Regions from separate parts of the Homo sapiens genome. Here region 2 is linked to region 1. The links are chromatin contacts, found by Hi-C in ENCODE. All regions are on one chromosome and are shown on one strand. The core of a region is the stretch at or near the end of the contact, and the rest is flanking DNA. Distances in the headings are between cores, read along the strand shown. Region 1 overlaps LRMDA (leucine rich melanocyte differentiation associated). Region 2 overlaps LRMDA (leucine rich melanocyte differentiation associated).

Region 1 (6,377 bases), core at 2,887-5,386:
AGTTTCAAAAAGAAAACATTCACCTTTAGATTCTATGACTCTTGGAAAATAAAGCATTACAAATATCCACACCCATACACGCCACCCTCTTCCTTTTCATCCTAGCTGCCTTTCAGGAAAAGAGCCAGGTAACTGCAGTTAACTTGTATAACTGATTGATTACACCATTATTTATTTCTCAAACCTGGGTCCATGGGAACCTGCAGATAGGTGAATTTTATAATTTTAAGCTTAGGTCCTAATTATGAATTTTAAAAATAATTAAGTAGTACTGGACCCATCTGGCTAAAAAAGCACCTTATCACTACTATGCAGTACTGGTGCCTGTTTTGGTACTTGTCTTATTCTTAATATGATGGTCAGCATGTTGGACTAATTAATCTCAAAAAAAAACCAACCATCTACCTAAACAATGAACTCTTATTAAATGGTCCTTATACTTATAAATTCTCTCTTGCCCCCAAAATTCAAAATTAAAATATAATTTCATTTGAATTAGCTTTTGTTTTTTTCAAACTATTTAGTTCATAGTTAGTGACTTGACACTAAGAAAGCAATAGTACAAGGAGTAATGTATCACAAGCGCATAATTTCTTGTCTGAAATCCTGTGGTCATATAAACATACTGCAATTCAGATATTTTTTCAGATCTTAGAAAGGTAATATAGTTTATATACTGTATAACTATATACAAAATTCAAAATTAAAATATAATTTCATTTGAATTAGCTTTTGTTTTTTTCAAACTATTTAGTTCACAGTTAGTGACTTGACACTAAGAAAACAATAGTACAAGGAGTAATGTATCACAAGCACATAATTTCTTGTCTGAATTCCTGTGGTCATATAAACATACTGCAATTCAGATATTTTTTCAGATCTTAGAAAGGTAATATAGTTTATATACTGTATAACTATACAGTATATGAGCTAACATCCCTAGCAGGTATTCATATTTCTAGAGTGAAAGATAAGAATTTTCATGCTGTTAAAGGGTCAAATTTTTTTAAATCAGGTAAAATCATAATTCTTACATAAATGTAAAATGAATACATGAAAAGATTTTACTGAATCTTTTAATTAATGAGAGAGTAAGACATTGTATCAGTTCAAAGAAGAATTCAAAGTAACACACATATACAGGCCATCTGGAATACTGAAGTGAATTTACAAATGGATATAAAGCTGGTATCCACAGGACAAGAAACAATTGCATAATACAGGGCACACAATTCATTTGCATTTCTAGAGGCAAAAATTTTTTTGCATTATTATCAGTTTCCTACAACTTACAGACTTGTAAAATAACTCAAAGACAATGTAAGGCATAGATAAGCTAGAAGGATGCACTAGACAAGACATCCAGGAATCTTTTCCACCAATTTCAAATTCTTTCACAATTTTTCCTGACATTACTAAGTGGGATGAATGAAGATTATAATTTCACATCACTTCAGGTCAGACTTTGTTCTAAACTAATATAGAGAAAATTCATTTTAAAGTTTTGTTTTCAGAACTTTGGGATTTTGGTCAATTTCTCATGAAGATGCTGAAAGCATTTTTTTTATTATACTTTAAGTTCTAGGGTACATGTGCACATGTTCTTATCATTTTAACCACCATATCTTACAATGGTTCTAATATTTAAAAATCAATTGATATTTGGAGGCAAACAATAATGAATGAGGACATTATCTCCCACCAATATAATGTCATGTCAGAGTAAAAAGAATAAAGGTGTGTTGTATCAGCCCACCAGGCTTCAGCCCCACCTGTCAAGTTACTCAGTGGGGGAAATCGCCTGTCTGCTCTAGGCTTCAGTTTCCTCATCTGTAAAGAGATCTGAAAAGTCACTTCAAATTCTAAAAGGCCAGAATTCTACCGCTGACAACAGAAAGCTAAGGGACGATGATGTGGCATGTGAAGAAACTATTTCATCAGGTGCCAGATAAAAATCTGCAGGCTCCTCCCCTCTGTCAAACTCCAGTGCAAAAATTATTTCTTCTATGGAGGCTTCTTTAATAAATCCAGACCAAAGTTCAAATCCCAGCTCCAGTAAGTAGTAGTTGGATGGGCCAGGGAAAGTCACTGAACCTCTTCTGAGTCTCAATTTCCACATCTGGAGATTGAAAATAGTATCTAAATCCCCAACAGGTGCTGGGTCTGTCTGGCTTCTCCATTTCCTTACTTTCTCTTCTAGTGGTTCCTTTATCACATCTCTCCTCAAAAATTCTATATGCAGTGGACACTCTAAGCATTTATGGTTGAATTACTTTTTCCAGATATTCAGGTAGATTTCAATGTGTACATCCTGTTTCTTCACAATCAGATACCATGCCTTCAATCTTTTTCATCCTGCCACAGTGTTTCAGGCATTTTTGCCTTTAATCATTGTATTCCTTCACCCTGAACAAACTTCCTTCTCCCATCTTTTCCAACTCTTCCTCCAAACTCCAGCTTAGGAATCACCTTTTCATGTAGACTTCCCTGATGCCCTCCAGCTGGGTTAGTGCCCTTAGCAGGAGCTCCTAGAGACTCCTAAACCCCTTCCCTCCTGACTCCTCTTCCTCCATCATAGAACACAGTATAATATGGGCTCAGGATCACTGTGTGCTCTTTTAGAACATGAGTTAATCCAGGCAAAGTCAGACTATCACCCAACTTTGTATCCCTGGCACCAAGCCCATTGCCTGGCATACAGTTGGTAGTCAATATAAATTCTTGCAGAACTGAATTCATTTCCTCTCTACTACCTAATACAGGGATTGTGAATAGATAAATGATGCCACTGCCTGACTCTGCAAGGAAGGAAATGGAGAGATTTCTGTCACTTGGGTTTGTCATTGTATGAAAGGTAAGTGGCACACAGTTTTGGATTCCAGGGAGAGACAGGCAGGACTGGTTGAGAAAGAGGAGCCAGTCAGCCCAGAGACAGAACACATGAGTCAGCGATCTAGACCAAGGATAAAAACAGCTACATTTTCTAGAGTGGAGGCTGGACCAATTCCCAGAGGTTAGAACAGTACTGGCCAAAGTAAACTTTACGGACTATTCGATATCCACAGGAGGGTCCCTGATAGAGTTCCTGAGAAGAGACAGATAGGAAAGACTGTATACCCTACTCTCCTCTTAAAGACACACATGGGCCCCTGAGTATATTCTAAGGAGCCCTATAGTCAAGACAAGTGTTGAATTTTGTTTGACGTGGGGCTCCCCAGCAGTCCTCGCCATGGAACCCATCCATTTTAGGATTCCTATAACACCATGCTGTTGGGAATAGGGGTCTAAACTAAGCCCAGAGTTAGATCTACATAGGGAATACACACATTAGGAAGCTCAGGCAAGTGCTAGATGGCAGACCAAGTAACAGAAAAGAACCAGGACAAAAAGCCCAAAGACTGGACAATGAAGGCCAAGTCAGAACCAGAGAGGGTGAGCTGGTGCTACAGATAACCCTTCTCTGTAGACTGTGGGTATCTGAAAGGCAGACACCCTGCTCAGGTCATCCCTTTATCTCCAGGGCTTCAACATAACAGTCTGAACTGAGAGAGTTCTGGAGATCTGCAGAAGCTGGAGAATGAAATGGACCAAGATAAGAACACACTCGAGGCCTTATATTGGGGTTCTCAACCCTGGATGAACATTAGAATGACTTGGGAAGCTTTAGAAACTACAGATTTCCCAGGCTCCCACCTCAGACTGGTTAAATTAGACATTGGTAATCAGAGAATCCTTTGCTAGACAGAGGACTTCCATATACTTCCTATAGGAAAGTCTCACAGGCCAGTCTTCCACCATAGCAAATATGGAATCCACTAACAGAAGTACAGCCTTGGCCCATTAAGGGCGGGGAGGAGGAGAAGCTGCTGGCAGACATAGGGGTCTTCAGCCCCATCCCAATCCCTGCCCTAAGAGTCCTCTACAAAAAATGCCACAGATTCTCCCAGAAAATGCCACTCTACTCTAGACTTTCCCTAAAAATAGCTTGGCTTCCTTGGAGGGGTCAGATCCATGGCCTTCAGAGAGAAAAGCATAAACACAACTCTTGCCAGACCAGGCTCTCAACACTTAAATCAGCCTGCTCTGAAGTCCAGACAAAGTTCCAAGAACAAGAAGAGTCTTCTATAAAGAGTTTAACAGCAGACCATGGTTACGCAAGGCACCCAGTTCCAGCTCTCAAATGCTTCATGTCCAGAAGTTCAAATTAATTACTCCTTTACCAAACGAAAAGTGAGTTATGTCTTTCTGTCACTGCAGCCAGGATATTCTCCAGGCTGCCAAAAACATGTGCATACCCAAATACCAAAACTATGTAGGAAGGCTACAGAACGTCCTCACCAAAGACAAGACAGAATTTTCACTTCATAAATCAACAAGAGACTCCAAAAAGGCAGCCAGTTGAAAAGACAAGCTACACTGATGAAATATTTTCTTAATTCACCTCATTCAGGGTAATTGCGCTTTTTTAACTTCATGAACAAGTAATTTTTAATGTAAATAACAAAGCCGGAAAACCACATATTCTTTTTGCATGTGGGATGATAAAGTTTTTATCTAAATTAATTAGGTGACTTTTCACTAGTAAAGATTTGTTGCTTTTACTTCAGACTTTGTTTTCAATAAAATTCCTTCCCACCCAGACCCTCACCCCACTGTTTAGATGAAATGGAAGGCAGTGGAGGTTAGTTCTAATGTGTTTCCGTGTCGCTTTCCGAAGGATTACCAATAACGAAACCTGTAGTAGCATCCGTCTATGATCTACTCAGCTTCCCTTAGATGGGATAGAATGCAAACCCCAAGCCTATTTAGATGTGTTTCAGATTTATTTCATCTCTACTTCATCAGAGCTGGAAGTGTCAACCAAAATTCTACTGTGTGTATTACCACCATACAACTTTACACTTTGCAGTTTGCACTTTGAAATGTAAAATGAATGACAATGAATGGAAAACTCAAGCAATTTTGGCAGAAAAAAAAAAAGCAGCTAAATTCCTCCCCTTTAAAAGTAGAACATTCAATTTGGCCAAAAGAAAAGGTCCTCAGTTTACATTTTTCCTTCTGTTTCTTATCTCCAGGTTTCCTATCCTACTTAGGAGGCTGAAAGTACAGGGTAGGGGGAAACAAAATTACTTTCACAGGCTGTAATTTGTCTGGTATACTGGAACTGAGAAACAGCCTTATGAAACCCAAGCCTCAATCCATTTTATTATTATCATTATTATTATTTTAGTTTTGAGCACTCCATTTTTTTGGAGTAGAATTTTTTCAGCTGTTTTAAGCAACTTTTTACAAAGTTCAATGAAAGGGGTCTTTAAAGTCTCAATTTCACTCTTCCCTCCATAGGAAAGGCCAATCTGTACATCATGTGTGTTTCTTTTGCCTGGATAAGGGTGCCACACTTGTTCATGTGTATATATCACCTGCCTGAAAATTACCTTCCAAATTACCAAAATATTGCTCATCTAGCCAAAGAAAAAAATATATATATCTCACATTCATAGAGGTGACACTCTCTTATCACATCTCCAGGCTTGGAGGGAGGACCTTGGTTCTCATCAACCAACTAGCTCCTTGCTACTCAAAGTACGGTCCCTGGACCAGCAGCATTGGCATTGCTTGGTAGCTTTTTAGAGATGTAGATTCTCAAGTCCCAGCCAGACCTCCTGAATCAGAAATCTACATTTTAGCAGGATCCCCACCAGATAAACGTGCATGGCAAATCGTGAGAAGAACTGGTCTGGTACAAACTCCCACTCACGGCAAGAAATAGTATCTTCTCTGAGAAGTTCCCTCAGCCTCTGTTGGGATCCTTCGAGAGTCGAGGCGTGCAGGTCTGTAAAACCCTAGCAGAGGCCTTTCTGGGTTTCAGCAGAGTAAAGCAGTCATTCCTCAAACCAGGCAGCAACTGGAGGAAGCACGGAGGGGCGGTGGCAGGAAGGGCCTCCCCCAGCCCGTGTGCCTCAACACAGCAGAGTCATTAATTAAGATCCGCCTGGCTGCTGGCAAAGCAGTCACTCTGGCATTCCCTGTCTGCCTGGGACTGGCGTGAGGTGTGAGAATCTGGGTAGCCTTCTCTGTGGCTCTGTCCCGCTGGCGTTGATTGTGTATGATTAATGATTTAAAGGAATAAAAAGAGAAAGGTCAACTTCTGAGTTCAAGACAGAGCAGCTACATAGGGAGTAATTAAGATACTTGTGTAAGCATGATTAATAAGCACAAACTGGCACTCTGGGCAGTAAACAAGATGCAAGCAGATGGTTAGCATGGAAAAGGGTTTTTTTCTTTCCTAAAAGCAATTTTTCAGCAGCTTGAAACTTGGCTTGTGAATTCTTTTCCTCCCCCAAGTCTCAAAAAACTCATTATCTCCACAACCTTAA
Region 2 (6,377 bases), core at 20-2,519, 190 kb after region 1:
GCTCACTGCAACCTCCACCTCCTGGGTTCAAGTGATTCTCATGCATCAGCCTCTCCAGTAGCTGGAATTACAGGCACCTGCCACCACACCCAGCTAATTTTTGTGTTTTTAGTAGAGACGAGATTTTGCCATGTTGCCCAGGCTGGTCTCAAATTCCTGTCCTCAAGTGATCTGCCTGCCTCGGCCTCCCAAAGTGCTGGGATTACAGGTGTGAGCCACCACACTCAGCCTCACCTTTATGTTTTGATCTTCACTGAAATGCAAATAAATGCAACGTAGGCAGAACTTATTCTGGCAACTCAACCCTAATACAAAAGGGTTTCTGACCTGGTCCTCAAACCATGTTGATGGTGGCAGAGGAAATGCAGGAAGGTAGTAGAGTCTTGAGGAAAAGAGGGAAAAGTATTATTAAAGGGGAGAGGTGCATCCAAGAACCAGAAGTGTGGGGCCACCAAAGACTAGTTCTTAGACTCCTTCCTATTGCTGATTCAGGGTTAGTGCCCTGCAGGTGGTGAGCCACCACACACAATAGACAACCAAGAGGAGAGAAGTCCATGGAGACCAACACCAAGCTCTGCACCTTGTTTGAAGCTTAAAGCACAGTTACTATGGTTCCTAGGCCCAGAAGGCCGTGTGCACCCATAGGCCTCACACTGGATCCCTCATCCCATACCAGTCTCCAGGTTCTTCCAAGCACGGCAGAAACACTCACCCCTCTGCAAAAGTCTAGCATTGTTCTGCAACTCCAAGGAAAGCAAGGAAGTCTCTGGCTCCCCTCATGCTACCATCCTCTTCCACTGCCCACCACTTGATACATGGGGTGGCACACCCTTCAACAAACACACACACACACACACGCACATACACTCACACACATGGGCAGCCAGTGCAACACTTGCACACCCACCTTAGCTGACAGGAAGCTAAAAACAAATGCAGGATGAAATCAGTCATCAGAAAGGGGTTGGGAAGGAAAGGGAGATGTGGAAACAGAAAGCAGCACACGCTCTAGGTTCAGCTCTCTTTAGAGCTGAATCTCTTTAGAGCAAGGCCCCAGAAGCTGCCAATGTCTTTGGTTGCACTGGGGGCCAGTTAGGGCAAATAACTGAAGGCATTTCAATTGGTGATGCTCCCCCAGTGACTCACTGTTTCTTTATTGCAACATGCTCTCTATAAAAGCCATTTTCCTCTCACAGGATCTGCTTGGGCAACATGTGATGTCATCATAAATCATCTCTCTCTTTTTTTTTCCTTTAAAATGTCAGCAGATTTCTTGGAGTTTCTAAAAAGCCAAGAGAGCCAGCACCATCTCCCAGTTTTGGCAGGGAAACCCATTTTCTTTCCCAAGACGTCTGTCTTCACTTTTTCCCCATGCTCTCCCATAGGAGCTCTGCAGAGATAATGCCTTGAAGAGCACAGAAAGTTACAGAAAGCATTTATGAAAAAAAGCTTTTCTGTCTACTCTTTCCAAATGCAGGGCCTTTCTCTTGCTCCCTTTTTTCCTCTCGTCCTAGTTTGGTGCACTTCCAGGGGAAGTGAATGTATAGCGAGCACTTTTAAACAAGGTCTAATACAATCCATGCCTCCAAGACATGAGTGCCATTAATCAGAACGAAGCCTTTGTGCAAGAGAGGCCACAGGCTGGACGGCCGCCATGGACTAGTAATGCAGACAGGCCCCTATCTCCCCACTCCACCCCCAGCAGGGCTTGGCATTCTCTTCCCACCCTGACCCTTCCCAAATCCTGTGCCCGACAGCCCCCCGCAAAGACCTGTGAAAACCTACTCTGGAGAAAAAAAAAGTTTCCTTTTATTCCAAGTTTATTGGACCAAAAAGTGACTAGCATCACTTCAGGTGCAGAACCTTAAGAGCAAAAGAAAATTCCAAACCACCTCTAACCCATGAGCACTGGGGCCACAGCAAAGGGGAGTCTACTGCTGAGGTGTTTGTTTCATCACCCTGGGTATCTCTTAAGGCAAATCTTCCTTCTGGAAGGGCTCTTTCCAGAAAGATCTCTGTGATTAGATACTATAGCTGCCCTGTCCCCTACATGCAATGACCACACAATAACAAAGAAATGAAGATAGCATGGGAGTCCTAATGGTCCTTCTTTTTACATCCTTTGATATGGCCAACAGTCTTCCCTAACCCCGCCCCGCACCCCAAAAAAAGGATTCAGTTAACTAAAGACCACGGGAAGCAAAGGAACTTATGTATGGGGGAAACCGACAACCATTTATGTGAAGTCCTTTGGGGCTATTATCAATGCCCCAACCTCTCCCCTAAAATCAAATACTTTTGCCTGGTTCCAGACTACTGATGCTCCATCATTAATACTTCAACCATTAGGATCAGTTATGGAAACATGCAGATAATCCTTGGAGATTATTATACCACTATCAGCCATTTCTACCTAAGTATGACTGAGCAATACTTTGCGACTTTGTGTGTGTGTGTGTGTGTGTGTGTGTGTGTGTGTGTGTGTGTGACGGAGTCTCACTCTGTCACCAGGCTGGAGTGCAGTGACGCGATCTCGGCTCACTGCAACCTCCACCTCCCGAGTTCATGCGATTCTCCTACCTCAGCCTCCTGTGTAGCTGGGATTACAGGCATGCACCGCCAGCCCCAGATAATTTTTGTATTTTTAGTAGAGATGGGGTTTCACCATGTTGGCCAGGATGGTCTCAATCGCTTGACCTCATGATCTGCCCACCTCGGCCTCCCAAAGTGCTGGGATTACAGGCATGAGCCACTGTGCCTGCCCAACTTTGCGATCTTGATGTCTGGTATACTGTCCTGTCCCCACAATTTATCCACACACAAGCATGGGGTCTTCCAGGAACCCATCACTTTAGATACTTGTTGGGGAGGCCACACCCTTTGTTTCCCTCTCCTACCCAATTCCTTATCTTGAAGAGAGGTAAAACGTGGGAAAAATTCAGGAGGGAAAAAGAAGAGAAAGAAGAGCAGGGGCAAATAAGAGGCACAGAGGGCGAGGTCTTCTTCTTCTCAAACACCTAAGACAGTTACTCACACAACTTAGACACTCAGTGTGTGCTCTCTGAATAAACAGAGACAACTAGGGGCCAAATATTGTGCTGGTCAAATAATGGCAGGTGGGGAAGTCACTCACCAGGGCAAGCCAAGCCTTGGCTGCAACTGTTCCACCCTTCCCTGCCATGGCTCACACTTGCCCTTCTGCCTGAAATGTCCTCCTCAGCCTCCTGAACGGTTCAGCCTACTGGTCGCTTCAGACTCTGACTCCAGGACCCCTTTCCACCCCCTCCAGGATGGGCCGACTGCCATATGTCCACGTCGTCGTACTTGATGCATCCCTCAGGATGTCCTCCCTTGGCTGGGTTGCAGTCACCTATTTCTTCATGTCTCCTCTATTAGGTGTTAGTCATCTTTGCATCTCTAATGCCTAAGCCCCCACATCACACACAACAAGCATTTGGTAACTGCTGAATAAATCAACTGAGTCACTGGAAAAAAAAAAACTGCTAAATCACCAACTAAACCTATTTGAGTTTGGGGTTTGGTTTTTTTTAATTTTTTCTTTCCTTTTCAGAAAGATTTATTCCCAAAAGCTAGAAAAGGAGAATCTAGGGAAGAGGGGAGGGTTTAGAGGTGGGAGAGATCCAGGTCAAATATGAAAAGGGTAGATTCAGTAGGGGGAGTTTCCTTTCTGTGACGAAAGGGCTTTCTGGACTTGGTCCAAAGGGATCAGCCACATCACCTCAGATGGAAAATGCTGAGGAGGGGGCAGGGCACAGCCTCACCTATCCAAGACACTCCAAGCCCTGCACCTTCAGGAGGGAATGAGCCCAGACTTTTTATCAATCTCTGCTGGCTGCATAGCTGGCCAGGGTAGCTCGAGATGGCTTCGGTGGATGAAAAAGAGGTTGTCTATAAAGGTATGTTAATGCTCACAGAACAGCCCAAGGCTGGTGGAAAACCACTAATTCCCACAGCACCCAGAGAAAGCAGGGGGCAACTGAAGAACTTATCAGGCAAAGAAAAAAGGTACCATAGAGGCTTCCCCCACAGACCCACCCCATCCCCCTGGAATGATGGTTCTATCACTACAGACCCAGGAAAAACCAAAGATGGGAAGGGAATAAAAATCTCCCCCAAAATTAAGCAACAGCCCTCCACATCCTCTCCCATCCAACACTTTACACTACCTTTTGCAATCTCCCAGGCTTGCTTCTGGAAAATTTCAAAGTCACCACCAACCAACCCTTCCTGACGCACAATGGCATTTAATAATTGCTTATGGTTCTCGCCTGGGAAGCCAGGCAAGCACCCACAATTCATCACATGTGTGACCTCTCGAACCCTAGCCCCCAAATGATTTTCACTCACTTTAATCTGAGTCCGATTCAAAACAGATCTGCTGTCAGCAGCCTGAATTCTGTAGCCCCATGGATGGGCAGTGCCTATGGCTAATCTTTTAGTGCCTTAATCATAAAATACAGCACTTCCCCAGCTGTTTTCACCCAAATAGTCAGAAAAGGGGGTGAGCAGGGTGTAAGAAATGATGAATTATGAACTCCAAAGTAGTATTTCATTAAGCAAGATTGGACGCTAAAACTTTAACTGTGCTCTCTGCAATTGAAAGGTCATTTTATAAAAATCCAAACTGAGAGAATTTTGAAGTTTCTACATTTCACAGGGGAGCCTGCTACCATATGCCAGATTGGGGGAAGGGGGGAAGGATGAAAGCAGTGGTCAGCATGAAATGTTTTTTAAACCATGGCCACTTCAGATTTTTGCAACGTGATGCCAAGCATGTTCAACAGGTCTACAAATGCGCTGCATTCGCCTAAATTTAGTGGGTGTTAATTGAAATCAGAGCTGCAGTCATTACCACCGACATGTTTCTAAATACTACCCAATAAATTTTTCTCTGTTTCAGATTCTCCGTGACAGCTGGCAATGAAAAACCAAGAGAGGGCACGTAAAATGGTCTTCCTATGTACCTAGTCCCACAGTATGCATACAAAAGGATGTCTGCATGTGGATCTGGCCTGTGTCTGCATGCACAGACCTGTGTATGGATAAACACAAGATAGATGTGCGTGCTTTGCCCATTTTTAGAAGGCGAACAGAAGACATGTGCAAGGACACACGTATACTCTGGCAACTTCCTTTTTACTAATGTACCTCCACAGAAAGCAAAATGGGCCTCTCTCCACGTGACAAAAACATTCCATTCTAGTTTACAGTGACAAGGGTTTCTGCTACAGCTTAGATCGCTTTTTCAGATGAGATGATTTTCTTCCTCTCTGGCTTGCCTCATCCTCTTCAGGTAAGCCTTGTTTTGCTTTTAAAAACAAAATTAAAGTTTCCTCCACAGCAGAGCATTTAAGGGTCAGCCAGGAAAAGGTCTGTGGGACACAGAATCTGAAAGGAAGAAGGAAGAGGCCCCAGGGAAGGAGCGAAAAGTCTGGAAAAAGAACCATCAGCTTTCCTGAGTTCCCTCAGCAAAATACCAGTTTCATCCTCCCAATTACTCATTAGTTCATTATTAGTTTACGTGAAAAGAAAAGAGGTGGCTTTGTGCTCTCTTGAGTCATGGCTCCAGCTGAAATAAAAAAGAAAAGGGAGAGTGTCTGTCCTTGAGGCTGCACATATTTTGCCCTTCCTTGATCCTCTGATGATAATTTGAGGACTTCCCCTGATCCCAGTAGTATTGTCTAACTTTGCTGGGGGTCTATTCCATCCGAAAATAAACACTGCAGTCAGCTCCACAGCAGTGTGCCAGGAGGAACCTTGGAGGCAAATATGTTTACCAAAGACTAATGACACCAAAGGACTCCATTTTAGCCCCAGCAGCAGATCCTCATGCCGTTCCTTTCTTCCTCACATATATCCCATCGATCTGATTATCCAAATGAGTATCAGCTACAGAGCCTTATTGCTCCTCTTGGCAAAGTTCCTCCCTTCCTCCATCTCATCCTTTCCTCTAGATTTGGTATATGCCCAACCCTAAGCATACAGCTAACATGTGTGCTTACATACCATACACATAAACTAGTGCACAGTCTTGCTACATGCCTATCCACAAACACACCACTCGAGTATACACAAAAACACATAATTTCTGCTAACACAAACATTAGTACATGTCCTTCTCACCACAGTGAGCACATGTGCACAACACACACAGCCAACCCCTTCGAAGAAGACTAGGTAACTTGGACTTAGGAGAGAGGCCTGTCCCCGACCCCTACAGCCCCAGAGAACTAGAGAAAAATCAATGGATCCCAGCCTGCTCTGAAGGGACTAGAAACATTTCTACAGAAATAATTTTTTGACACAGAAATCATCCAGAACAGGATGGGCGCAGTGGCTCACGCCTGTAATCCCAG

The links. Hi-C counts contacts between places; a loop is a spot of excess contacts on that map. Pooled maps may share reads with other maps.
Region 2: a map of prostate gland shows a loop between it and region 1 (2.4-fold over the local background). The contact joins two enhancer-like sites. A Hi-C loop is called at or near these places in 2 of 168 maps with a recorded cell type or tissue (cardiac septum and prostate gland) and 4 of 50 pooled maps.

The regions. Positions count from the first base shown.
Region 1 is chr10:75,660,715-75,667,091 of GRCh38, reverse strand. All of the region lies in intron 2 of LRMDA (leucine rich melanocyte differentiation associated), which reads right to left. Among named protein-coding and RNA genes, the nearest start is that of MIR606, 110 kb to the right of the region's middle. Within about 2 kb of position 4,136, at least 7 of the 41 ENCODE cell types and tissues checked have a DNase peak (open chromatin) inside an H3K27ac peak, as active enhancers do.
Region 2 is chr10:75,464,068-75,470,444 of GRCh38, reverse strand. The region is part of intron 2 of LRMDA (leucine rich melanocyte differentiation associated); the gene reads right to left. Among named protein-coding and RNA genes, the nearest start is that of LRMDA, 36 kb to the right of the region's middle. Within about 2 kb of position 1,269, at least 10 of the 41 ENCODE cell types and tissues checked have a DNase peak (open chromatin) inside an H3K27ac peak, as active enhancers do.